Linked DNA regions of Mus musculus: region 2 is linked to region 1. A link is a contact called in ENCODE Hi-C or POLR2A ChIA-PET data. All regions are on one chromosome and are shown on one strand. The core of a region is the stretch at or near the end of the contact, and the rest is flanking DNA. Distances in the headings are between cores, read along the strand shown.

What was found. Hi-C counts contacts between places; a loop is a spot of excess contacts on that map. ChIA-PET counts read pairs that join two places held with the same protein, here RNA polymerase II (POLR2A).
Region 2: a map of CH12.LX shows a loop between it and region 1 (2.2-fold over the local background). The contact joins the promoter of Atg16l1 here to the enhancer-like site in region 1. A Hi-C loop is called at or near these places in 1 of 37 maps with a recorded cell type or tissue (CH12.LX). POLR2A ChIA-PET finds 5 or more read pairs at or near these places in 2 of 5 experiments (Patski and embryonic stem cell).

The regions. Positions count from the first base shown.
Region 1 is chr1:87,604,386-87,610,054 of GRCm38, forward strand. No RefSeq gene overlaps it. Among named protein-coding and RNA genes, the nearest start is that of Inpp5d, 13 kb to the right of the region's middle. Within about 2 kb of position 3,602, at least 2 of the 3 ENCODE cell types and tissues checked have a DNase peak (open chromatin) inside an H3K27ac peak, as active enhancers do.
Region 2 is chr1:87,753,685-87,759,353 of GRCm38, forward strand. It overlaps Atg16l1 (autophagy related 16-like 1 (S. cerevisiae)), which reads left to right and starts at 2,327. Exons shown (of 18, transcript NM_029846.4): 1 at 2,327-2,630. The coding sequence starts at 2,516. It overlaps Gm33517 (predicted gene, 33517), which reads right to left and starts at 2,062. Exons shown (of 4, transcript NR_157047.1): 1 at 1,641-2,062.

The sequences.
Region 1 (5,669 bases), core at 2,352-4,851:
CCCAGCCTGACTTTATTCATCTGGCCAGGGTTTCTGGGTGGTGTGGGTGGGGCAGTCAGAGCCTAGGCCCAAGCTCTGGGTCAGATGCCCTGGTAGTTGTTGCCACCTGTCCCGTGTTCCTCCCTGACAAGAAGCACTTGCCTTTCTTCTAGATCTTTTGGGGACGTTCTGAATGTGGTTTTAACCGGACTCTCATATACTGTCATCTCAGGCCTTCTTTTCCTTGAATCGAGTCACATACATATTGCAGACTTAACATGTTTTGCACTGTACTGGAGGAAGAGTCTACTGAGAACTGCCTCATGCCCGCTTTCAGGCCCTTGGAGGTCCAGGATCTGATCCTCCTAACAACCTGCAGCCAGTGGCCACTGTCATGACCCCACTTTACCAAGGAAGAGACGAAGACAGAGGAGAATGAAGCCTCTTGCTCATGACTGCAAAGGCTGACGAGAGGCTAGGTCAGGTTCCCGAGTCTGCCTTTTTCTAGCCTGGCCACAGAGGAACGGGACAAGGGCCTGAGGAGGATTAGCCCTTTGTTAAGTATCATGGGACATAACAAGAAGGCCCCAAGAAGTCCCAGCATGCTCTAAGAGGTGCAAAGTTTGTTCCCCGGTGTGTTTCTGGAAGCAGGCTCTCAAAGACTAGGTGCCAAGTCCAGGAGTGAGGAGGCATGCAGGGTTCCGATTTGGTCCTGGAATGGAGAGAGAGCTTGGGAGTGGGAGAGCAGAAGGGCAAGGCCAGGAAACGGGAGGGAGGCAAGGAGGAGCTTGGTGTGATGAGCAGGAAGCTGTCCTTTTATCCCAGGACAGAGCCAAGCAGACAAGGGTCCAATCAGAAAGACAAGACACTCCTAGCAGACATGGGAAGAGATAGCAGTGAGGGAGATGGCCCAGGAAAGAGCCTCTCCAAATAGCCCTGGGGCAGTGATACAAGGACAGATGGAGGCAGGACCTGAAGTAAGTGAATCCTAAGACATTATAAAGCTCATTGGATGTGGGTGGCAGGAAGAGGTGGGAATGGGGGGTGTCACCCTCCGACTTGGAAGAAGCCAGCTTGGTGGCAAAAATCTGGATAGGTGGTGTCCGGGGAAGAACAGGTTTTGGAGTGTAGATGGGAGAATTCACATGAGTGGGGTGTAAGTGCCTCCAGGATTATCCACAAAGGCAGGCATTGGGGAGATGTGTGGGTGGGAGCTTAGAATGAGGTCTGGCTAGGAACTTGGATTTGCAGGCTCTAGTCAGAGAAGGTATCCCCAGAGAGTGTAGACTAGACAACAGAAAATGCAGAAGGGGGGAGCACTCTCAAGCACCCAAGAGTATGGAGAAGACCTTGGTCACAAAGGAAAGCAGCGCTGAGGGAGCCTAGAGGATTTATCGAATGAAGAAGCTTTCAGGGTCTCTGGCTAGGCTGTGACAGAGTGGGTTGAGAGCTACAAGGTGGCCTGGTAGGCGGAGAAGTTTTTGGTCAGACCATAGGAGAGGGTAAGGCAGGTACAGGTAGGAAGTGATTACATTGTAACAGTCGCCAAGTGAGGACAATTAGACCCAAAGTGTCAGCTAAGCTAAGAGATGGGTTGATGGCTAGGCAAGAAGGTATGCTGTTGACCCCAGGGAGAAGCCCAGGGCCTGCCCTGCAGGTTTTTATTGAGCTGGTCTGGCTGGAAGCCTTTCATATTTATAGCCGAAGCTGAGAACCTGTGGCAGGGAGGGATTTTAAGGATAGGAACCATCACGCTTGCTCTCACAAGATGAAGGGGATGAGTGGGTGGGGAGGAGAGGAGAAAAGCCAGGACCATGAGAGATTTGAGAGCCAGTCCCAACTTGGTAGTAAGGTGACCTTGGAGGAGCAGAGTGTGTGAGAATAAAGGCAGATGCAGAGGAGGGTGGTCTGGGAGATCTGCTCTTCTTTGTGGGCAGTGAGGTGAAGAATTTTAAAGTCTGATGAATCTGGAAGTGAGCTGGGTAGAGCAGCATGAATACAGGAGATAGGGAACGGAGGAGGTTGGTGCTCAGCGGAGGCCTAGAAGTCCCTGGCTACCACATTGTTTGGACACATAACATGGGTTATTCTAGGGCTGGGGCTGCCTGTTTTTTTGTGTTTCTCTGGAGTTCAGGGAGTCTGGCTGGAATATTTCAGACAGAGATGGCAGAAAGGGGCTCTGAGGATGTCCAGGATCTGAAACACAAATGGGGTTGTGGACATTAAGAGTGAGGGAGACTGGGTGTGTAGAAGTGAAGACTGGGAGAAGGTGGGGGTGGAGCAGAGGCTGGGGACTGGCCAGAGGAGTGGAGCAGGATTTGGAGGCCATAATTTTGCTTGCCTGTGTTCTACAATTATAGCTACCATCAATAGAACTGGCTAAAGATTCAAGACTCAGGCATAGAGTAAAGGGGACTCCTGTCTGGTCCCTGTAAGGGAAGGAAATACCAAAGAGGGACAGTAGTGGTTTCCTAAGTCATTGAAGTCACAGGATATAATAGTCTGAGCTATGGGGAGCTTTGGGAGTTTGCAGACAGGAGAGGATTCTGGGAGAATGAAACCTTTGAGTAAAGGAATCGCAGAGTCTAGCAGTAAAGTTCTGATTATCTAATTCAAGGCTTACAGCACACAGTCCCATTCTGAGATCCTCAGATATGAGCTAGGAGCTCTGGTGTGCTGCTAATTTGCAGGTTGGTTAATCTCTCTGGTTCTCACTTTCTCAGGCGTGAAGTTGGAGGTTATGTCTGCCTTGAGGAGTATCTGTGTGGCCCGGACGAGGTAACTCATACATAAATGTTAGTGCAGTGCTTGCACCTAGAGGCAATCTATCGCTACAGTCCAGGTATTGTTAAGGGGTGAATTGTGGTGACTCCCAAAGTGACTGTCTCTGGAGATGGTGCTTTTAAGTAGCAACTAAAGTCGAACGAAGTCAGAAAGGTGGTAGGTTCAAAGGAAAGTATGGAAGGTAGCCGCCTGCCAGTCAGGAAGACAGCCCTCAGCAGAAGCAGCAATGTCAGAACCTTGATTGTGGATGCCCACCCTTTAAATGACAAGAAATAAATACCTGTTGTTGCGTTGTTGGAGTCACCGTCCATGATATTCTGTTGTGGGGCGTGATCTAAGACAAGTGCCCACAACGTGACAGTGTGGTGGTTAAGTGGGAAGAGGAGCCTGTAGCGGGGCAAGCGCTCTAGAGGCGTGGCTTATTGTAGAGGCTCAGGAGGTGGGGCAAAGAAGATGGACAGCATTCAGCAGGTGTCAGAAAAGGCTTATGGCCCAGGGTGAGGCAGCAGCCGGTCCCACAAAAGTGGAAAGCCATTTCAGAAACATTTTTTTTTAAACCAGGGTGTAACCCCGGAAACTCAAAGTCGGCTGAGGGTAGGGCGGGTGGCATAGGAGGAAGACGGGGCTGGGGAGAAGATTCTGGAACCCACAGTGAGGGTTTTTGGCAGATCAGTGAAGATAGCTGCTGGCTGAGGAAGCATAGAGGAAGAGGTAAAAAGTCTGAAGCAGGGAGCAGCTGACACGTAATCACCACAGAAAGCGGGTAGCTGTTGGCAGAAAAGGCGTTTAGGAAGCGCGGCCGCGGGCCCTGCCAAGGGAGGCTGTCGTGATTCACGCTTGGGAAGTGCTGGAGACCAGAACACAGGTTGGAGGAGGTCCAGGCATGGCACAGTGCAGTAAGTAGCCTGGCAACTGTGGTGGGCTGACCCTCTGGTCTGGGGCTTGACTCAGGGAATGGAGTCCCAGGGTGGAAAAAAAAAGATGAATTAGGAATCTGCCACCAGACTGAGCGTCTTCAGAGCGTTCTTCTGGGATGGTTATTTCAAATTGGTTTGTTGTTGTTGTTTTATTGGTTGGTTGGTTGGTTTTGTGTGTGGTTTTTTGGTTCTTGAGGTTTTTGTTTTTTTGTTTTTTTTGTCTTTTGTCTCTTTCATTTACTACTGTATCATTACTATTATGCCCTGTCCCTAAGAGTCCTGGCGACACTGGCTCAAGTTCTTACTCAATTCTTCCTACCCACTTGATCCCACCCATATCTTGTCACTGCCTGGTTTTCTGTCACAGCCAGGTTTCCCGTTTTCAACTATGCCATGAAGCACGGATCAAGACATCATGAGTTCTTTGTCCTCTTGGGAAATGGAGTCTGTTCCTGTTGCTGGCTTTATTTGAAAAGGGACGAGCTGGTCTTGATTGACACCTGAATGTTGTTCAGGCTTGGGGAGGCCAGAGGTCAAGGCGCCCCCTGGCGGTGGAAACTGCAAGGCTCAGGCCCTAACCTAGGGTTGTAGAAGCTGCGGGTAAGCTGTGTACTTGTAAGATGCTATCCTCCTTCAAAGCAAGGTTGTTAACCAGAGGTGATTCTTAGTGATGCTGGCTACACCCTGTGCCAGCATTCTGTGGCACCATTGGGTGCCAGGAGTCTACCCAATCCTGTGCTGGCCAAGGCACTGCCCTCCGGGCACTGATCATCTGAGTCACACAGGATTTCTATCTTATCCTAAACAACCCCCCAGGCCAGCCATGCTTCACTGCCTCTCACCCTTCAGCAGAGATGTCTTCCCCACTTTCCTGAGATACAGTGTGATTCAGATGGGCCAAATGTTACAAGGCTGGCCTTCAGACTCTGGCCCTGGTCCTGTGTATGATTCCATGTCTGATCTGAACTGCTGCAATAGAGTTTTCAGAGATACGGAGGAGAGATAGGATGAACTGAGGCTACCATCGTTCCATCCTCAAGGCAAGCCTGTTCCCAGGAAGCCAGCCAAGTGCTCTAAGACCAGTTGCAACGAACTTTGCAAGCTTGAAGGAAACCTGTGTCTGCTGAAGCCTGATGCTAGGACTTGCAAAGACCACCTTAAGGATGTGGTCCAAAGCCTGGTGTAGGACTTGTAAAGACCACCCTGAGGATCTCGTCCAGAAGCAGAAATGCAAATGGAACTGAGAAGCGAGATGATAGTCCAACGGAGCAGTGCCCTAACTGAGGCAACTTAGAGGAGATGTGGCAGCTAGAAGGAGCAGAGAGAAGACTGGATGGAGAGAGAAATGAGCAAGGGGAGTGGATAGACAGGAAAGAGCGCAGGGGCCAGATGGGAAGAGAGCCTTCCCAGCTCACAACCACAGCTACCGTCCTCCTCATGAGTATCCTTGATCTTTGACTTGGAAGAAGTCGATGCAGTCCTATGATGCAAATGAAGTTCCATGGACCTAGAAGGTGTGGCCTGCTGCTGTGGCAGCTGTGTAATGTCTGCTGGTGCCCTGAGGGTTACATGGACAGAAAAATGCAAGATTGAATCAGGAACAGGAGAAAATGATGTCATCAAGACGCTGGCTCACCGTAGTACAGTCAAACCTTTTTAAAAGTAGGGGGAGCAGCACAAAATACTGGTTAAAAGCACAACGCGTTAAAAATGAACATGGCTGTTTATTATCATTACAAAATATTCTTGTCCCATACCACAATACCAGCACTTAGGAGGCTGGCTGAGGCAGAAGGATCTCATGTTTGAGTCCAGCCTGAGCTATATAGAAAGACTAAAGCCAAATAAATAAATATGTTGTTCTGTAACTGACTGTATTAGCCTGCTTTTATACAGCCTACTGTGCAGTGGGTTTTTGTCACCAGCCTCGCTCCAGACAAATGAATGGAACACCAGCTTATACTATCAGAACATCCATGACACCACCAG
Region 2 (5,669 bases), core at 1,077-3,576, 150 kb after region 1:
CCCCAACATGTTGGATCAATAAAAATCCTCATGCGTTTTGCAGTGATGGCGGCGGTCTCTGTGGTCCTTGTAAGAGTCTTTTGATAAACTACAACAACAATAATAATGATAATAATAGGGATAATAATATATACAAAGAGCTCAAGAAGCTGGACTCCAGAAATTCAAATAACCCCATTAAAAATGGGGTACAGAGTTAAAGAATTCTCACCTGAGGAATACCGAATGGCTGAGAAGCACCTGAAAAAAAGTTCAACATCCTTAATCATCAGGGAAATGCAAATCAAAACATCCCTGAGATTCCACCTCACACCAGTCAGAATGGCTAAGATCAAAAATTCAGGTGACAGCAGATGCTGGGGAGGATGTGAAGAAAGAGGAACATTCCTCCATTGCTGGTGGGATTGCAAGCTTGTACAACCACTCTGGAAGTCAGTCTGGCGGTTCCTCAGAAAATTGGACATAATACTACCAGAAGATCCAGCAATACCTCTCCTGGGCATATACCCAGAAGATGTTCCAACTGGTAATAAGAACACATGCTCCACTATGTTCATAGCAGCCTTATTTATAATAGCCAGAAGCTGGAAAGAACCCAGATGTCCCTCAACAGAGGAATGTATACAGAAAATGTGATAATTTACACAATGGAGTACTACTCAGCTATTAAAAACAATGAATTTATGAAATTCTTGGATAAATGGATGTATCTGGAGGATATCATCCTGAGTGAAGTAACCCAATCACTATAGAACACACATGATATGCACTCACTGATAAGGGGATATTAGCCCAGAAACTTAGAATACCCAAGATACAATTTGCAAAACACAAGAAAATCAAGAAGAGGGAAGACCAACAGGTGGATACTTCATTCCTCCTTAAAATAGGGAACAAAATATCCATGAAAGGAGTTACAGAGACAAAGTTTGGAGCTAAAAGGATGGACTATCCAGAGACTACCCCACCTGGGGATCCATCCCATAATCAGCCACCAAACTCAGACACTATTGCACACACTAGCAAGATTTTGCTGAAGGGACCTTGGTATAACTGTCTTCCTGGCAAATACAGAAGTGGATGCTCACAGTCATCTATAAGATGGATCACAGGGCCCCCAGTGGAGAAGCTAGAGAGAGCATACAAGGAGCTGAAGGGGTTTGCAACCCTATAGGTGGAACAACAATATGAACTAACCAGTACCCCCAGAGTTTGTATCTCTAGCTGCATATGTAGCAGAAGATGGCCTAGTCGGCCATCACTGGGAAGAGAGGCCCCTTGGTATTGCAAACTTTATTTGCCCCAATTCAGGGGAATGCCAGGGCCAAGAAGTGGGAGTGGGTGGGTATGGGAGCAGGGCGGGGGGAGGGTATAGGGAACTTTCCGGATAGCATTTGAAATGTATATAAAGAAAAATTGTGAATCTCAAAAAAAAAAAAAAAGTGATAATAATACTACCCAAGGCTCCACGGCGAGTGTGTGTGTGTGAGTATGTGTGTGTATGAGTTTACAGTCTGCATTCCTCCAGCCTCAACCTGTGGGCTTTTCTGGAAAACCAGAAGTACCCTAAAAGGTTGAACCAATCTTCCTTGTTTTGAGAGAGAAATGGGTGGCCTTACTCCATGAATTATGCTACTCACCTCCTTTTCATTAAGAAAAAAAAATAAATCCCCAACAAAGATATCTTTTAAAAAAAAATCCACTCCTCTCTTTGGCGTGTTTACTTTGCTAAATTTCTCTTTAAACTGTGTCTCTCAATTGATTCATATCCTTTGAGAGCGTAGTAACCAAAAGACCAAAAAGATGGTTTGAGTCTAGGTGTTTGAGATCAGCCTTGAAGGCACACACAGGCATGAGCTAAAATTCAGTTTGCGTAGGTCTTGGAGGGACGCAGTTGTCTATGTGAAGACAGTTTTGCCATGCAGCAGAGAGAAATTACATTTCACGGCTTTTCACCTTCCGGTTAAATACCATTACTACCCCCATTTTACAGGTTAGGCACCTAATACTTAGGGAGGTTGTCACTCAACGACAATCATTCACTATACACAGGGGAGCTCCCACTTCTGAGCTGAAATTAAAAAAAAAAAAAAAAAAAAAAAAAAAAAGATGCACACACAATGTAAAAGGAGGAAGGAAACAGACACCCCCGGACAAAACCACCCCATTTCCTGTCTTCTTCCGCGAAGCCAGGGTGCCTCCCAGCGGCTGCCTCTCATCACCGACGCTTCCGGCTTCAAGGTTGCGTCATTTGAGAGCGTCCCGCGAAGTCTCGGCCGGGAGCTTGCGCGCGGCCTAGGACGTCGGGCTACGAGGCGGGCCTTCCGGCCTTCTCCAGAATAATTTCCGGCAGAGACCGGAAAATCTTCCCGGATCGCCTCCGGGTGCCCTGTGTGGGAAGGTGAGGTTCCGGCGGCCGGCTTCTGTTCGCTGGCGGCTGGCAGCACGCTGCAGCCTGCAGCCCCCCAGTGTCGGCACGGATCGGCCGCCCTGAGGCGCCGGGGCAGCGTTCGGCATGTCGTCGGGCCTGCGCGCCGCAGACTTTCCCCGCTGGAAGCGTCACATCGCGGAGGAACTGAGGCGCCGGGACCGACTGCAGAGGCAGGCGTTCGAGGAGATCATTCTGCAGTGTGAGCGGCACGCGCGGGCCCGGGGCGGGGAGTGGAACGCGCCGTGGCAGCGAGAACCCCGGCTCCGCCCGCGCGCATGGCGGCCTCGTCGGGGACCTGGCGTCCCGCACGTCTCGAGCCCTTTCGTTGCTTACCTTCCTTCTTTGGCTTAAACCTTAGGCGCGATCATGGAGGGTTCCCCTTTTCCAGGTTCTTTCCACAGACATCGTTTGCAGTTGTAAATCTCGATAACCCAGGCGGCGCCGATGCACTTAGGTAGTCAGGCTCCAAAAACGTCGTGTTTAAGGAATCGAGTTCAAGACAGAGATTGACTTTACGCATTAACTCGAGAGATGGACGTTCTCTTCGGAATGCTGTGGAACTAGTGGTTTTTGACTTCTCAGGCCTCTCCATATTGTTGGTACACATTTGAGTTTTAGGATTTGTCCACTGGGTCATTTGCTATTATTGAAAGCCTTAAGTGAGAAAAAAAGAGTGGTCTCTTCGCCGCTCTTTGCGAATTTTAAGGATCGAAAGTATCTTGTATTCTTAAGGCGGGTTCTCAACGATCATTTTCGTGCCTCGTGTTCCCAATTTAGCCAATCTGTTTCACATTTGAACGAATGCGTTGACACTCCTCGATCCTGAGGTTCCATCTGCTTCCTGAGATAGCCTGGGCATAGTCTTCCTAAGTTTTTGCGGGTAGTGGGATTTGAAATCGTAGTACTGCTATTTGCATTCTGATGGGGATAAATCAGTAGTTATTTACACGTTAGAATCATCTGGGGATGTACTTGACAATCAAAAACACTCCAGACTAATTAAGTCAGTATAAATGACAGAAGATAAAATAGTCCCATACTTTTTTTATGCTTCCTGAGTGGTTCGATTTGCACACACGTTTGAGCATTTTAAGTAATTGGCATGTATTGTTTCATGTTAAATTTTTATGAAGCACCAAGGCCAACGATGATGAAGTTGCAGTATGGGTTAATGTTGGGGCTGAGGTTAGACATTGGTTTTAAGACACTTGTGCATTTGCCTTTGTTGGCTCTCCTGAGGAATGGCTCTTTCTCAGCACTTAGCCCTTTAAAAGGAGAGCAGGAAAGGGACGCTGTCTCTGGTGTGTTGCTTCCTTGCACTCTGGGAGAGCAATGGCTATTAATGTAGCCCAGGAATCTGTTTACACGTTTTATGGGTTCCGTTCTTGTTTCTCTTTAAAAGATAATGTAGTTAAAATCTGACAGATTGGGTCAGAGATCTCACTAGGTCCTTACAGACATTTCTAGTTTGGTGCATCTTTAAAATGGGAGTGAAGATATGCCCTGCCTGCTTCATAAAAATAGAGTGTATATAAGGGCATTAAACAACATCTATAATAATCTTGGAGACAACTTGAGTCATTTTCGTTTTGTTTTGATTTTTTTTTTTAAATTTCAAAACTGGATAACCTATTGGTAGGAGAGTGTCAAACCATTGGAACAGTCAGAGATGGGAAATATTTTAAATAATGAAGATTCTTTCCAAGTTAATGAGGGATGAGCTGAGATGAATTTCAGGTGATCAGGTCCTTAAATAATACTATCTACTTAGAGCAGAGGAATCTGGGACATCTGTCAACAACCACAGAAGAAAGAAGTTTTCGGTGTTTATAGACTTTGGAGGGTGGGATCTTTGTACTTGCTAGGCTAGTGAAGGCACTAGATAGACTACAAAGCTGTAATTTAGGAAACTAATCCTACTGTTCACGCTATTTTAGGTTGTTACTAGTATTTGCCAGTTTAGGGAAGGTGCTGGATAGAACGTAAGGTCTGGCTGATCCTCAGTCAGTCACGGAATAGCTGTTTGAGAAGAGAACACAGCATGGGAGGCCAATGGAGCAGGTTGGGCAGACAACCTTTGCTTCTTTATATCTTTCTTCATAGGCCAGGGCATTGGTCATATCTTTTCTAGTTTGACTATGACCTAGTTCATTCTAGCCTTCTCAAGCTGGTCATTTCTGACCATCTCCCTTGTGTTCCTTGTGTAGTTCTGTCTGAGCCTGAACAGAAACACAAGAAGAGGCCTTGGGTAAGTGTGGACTCCCTTATTGATGATCCTTCTTTGTAGGAGAAAACCTTTATGAAGGAGCCCTCTTAAATGCCTGGTGTCCTTTAAAAGCCCCACCCTCCCTTCTCACAGGATGTCCATCTGTGGTGAAACTGAATGACACCCTCTTTTTGTCAATGCTCTCCAAGGAACCACTTCCTCCTAAAATCCATCAAATGCAGGAAACTTTTTCCTGCACTTCCATTTTAAGGAGAAGTAGGACTGCCAGCATGCCCAGCTTTGGTTGTAGTGCAGATTTGTAACCCTCAGAGGTCTACAGGGTTCCTGTGCTCCGTCTCTTGTTCTGCTTGGTGACGTTGGAACTCAGAATGTGCTGCTTTGGTGTTTGAAACTAACTGGGTCTCTTTGTCACCCAGACTGGCCTCCAACTCAGGTTCTCTCGAAGCCTACAGCATGCTGACATAAAGGCATTGCCCCAACTCAGGCTATCCTTTGACTCTCATTTCTCCTTCAAGCATAAGAAAGGTTCTTTTACCAACTGAAGTTTGTTTTTGTTTTTGTTGAGGCAATTCTGTGCCCTGGAGCCCAGAGCATGCTAGACTAGTGCTCTCCACTGAACTACACTTGTTCCACATCTCCCCCTAGTAATCTCATCAAATGACCAGGAAGAACTAGATGCTGGGAAAGAGAACCTTAAGCCTCACTGTCTCGTCTCAGTTGTGTATTTTACATGGCTCCACTGTCATGTTTCCTATTGTTAATTTGCTTTTTGATATATAGGACTATAGGCTGTAGCCTTCTGTGGAGGGATCTCCCCTCTTCCTACCCCTTCAGAGCCCCTCAGTCAGACCTTATTGGACTGGGCCTTTTGAATCTGACTACATCTTTCAAGCCCTGTCTGTTCTTTTGAATTTCTACACTATTTACCATCTCATATGGACAGAAAGAACTATTTTATTGCCACAAAGTCTTTCCTATAGAGTTTAGACATAAACCTCCATCCAATTTCCT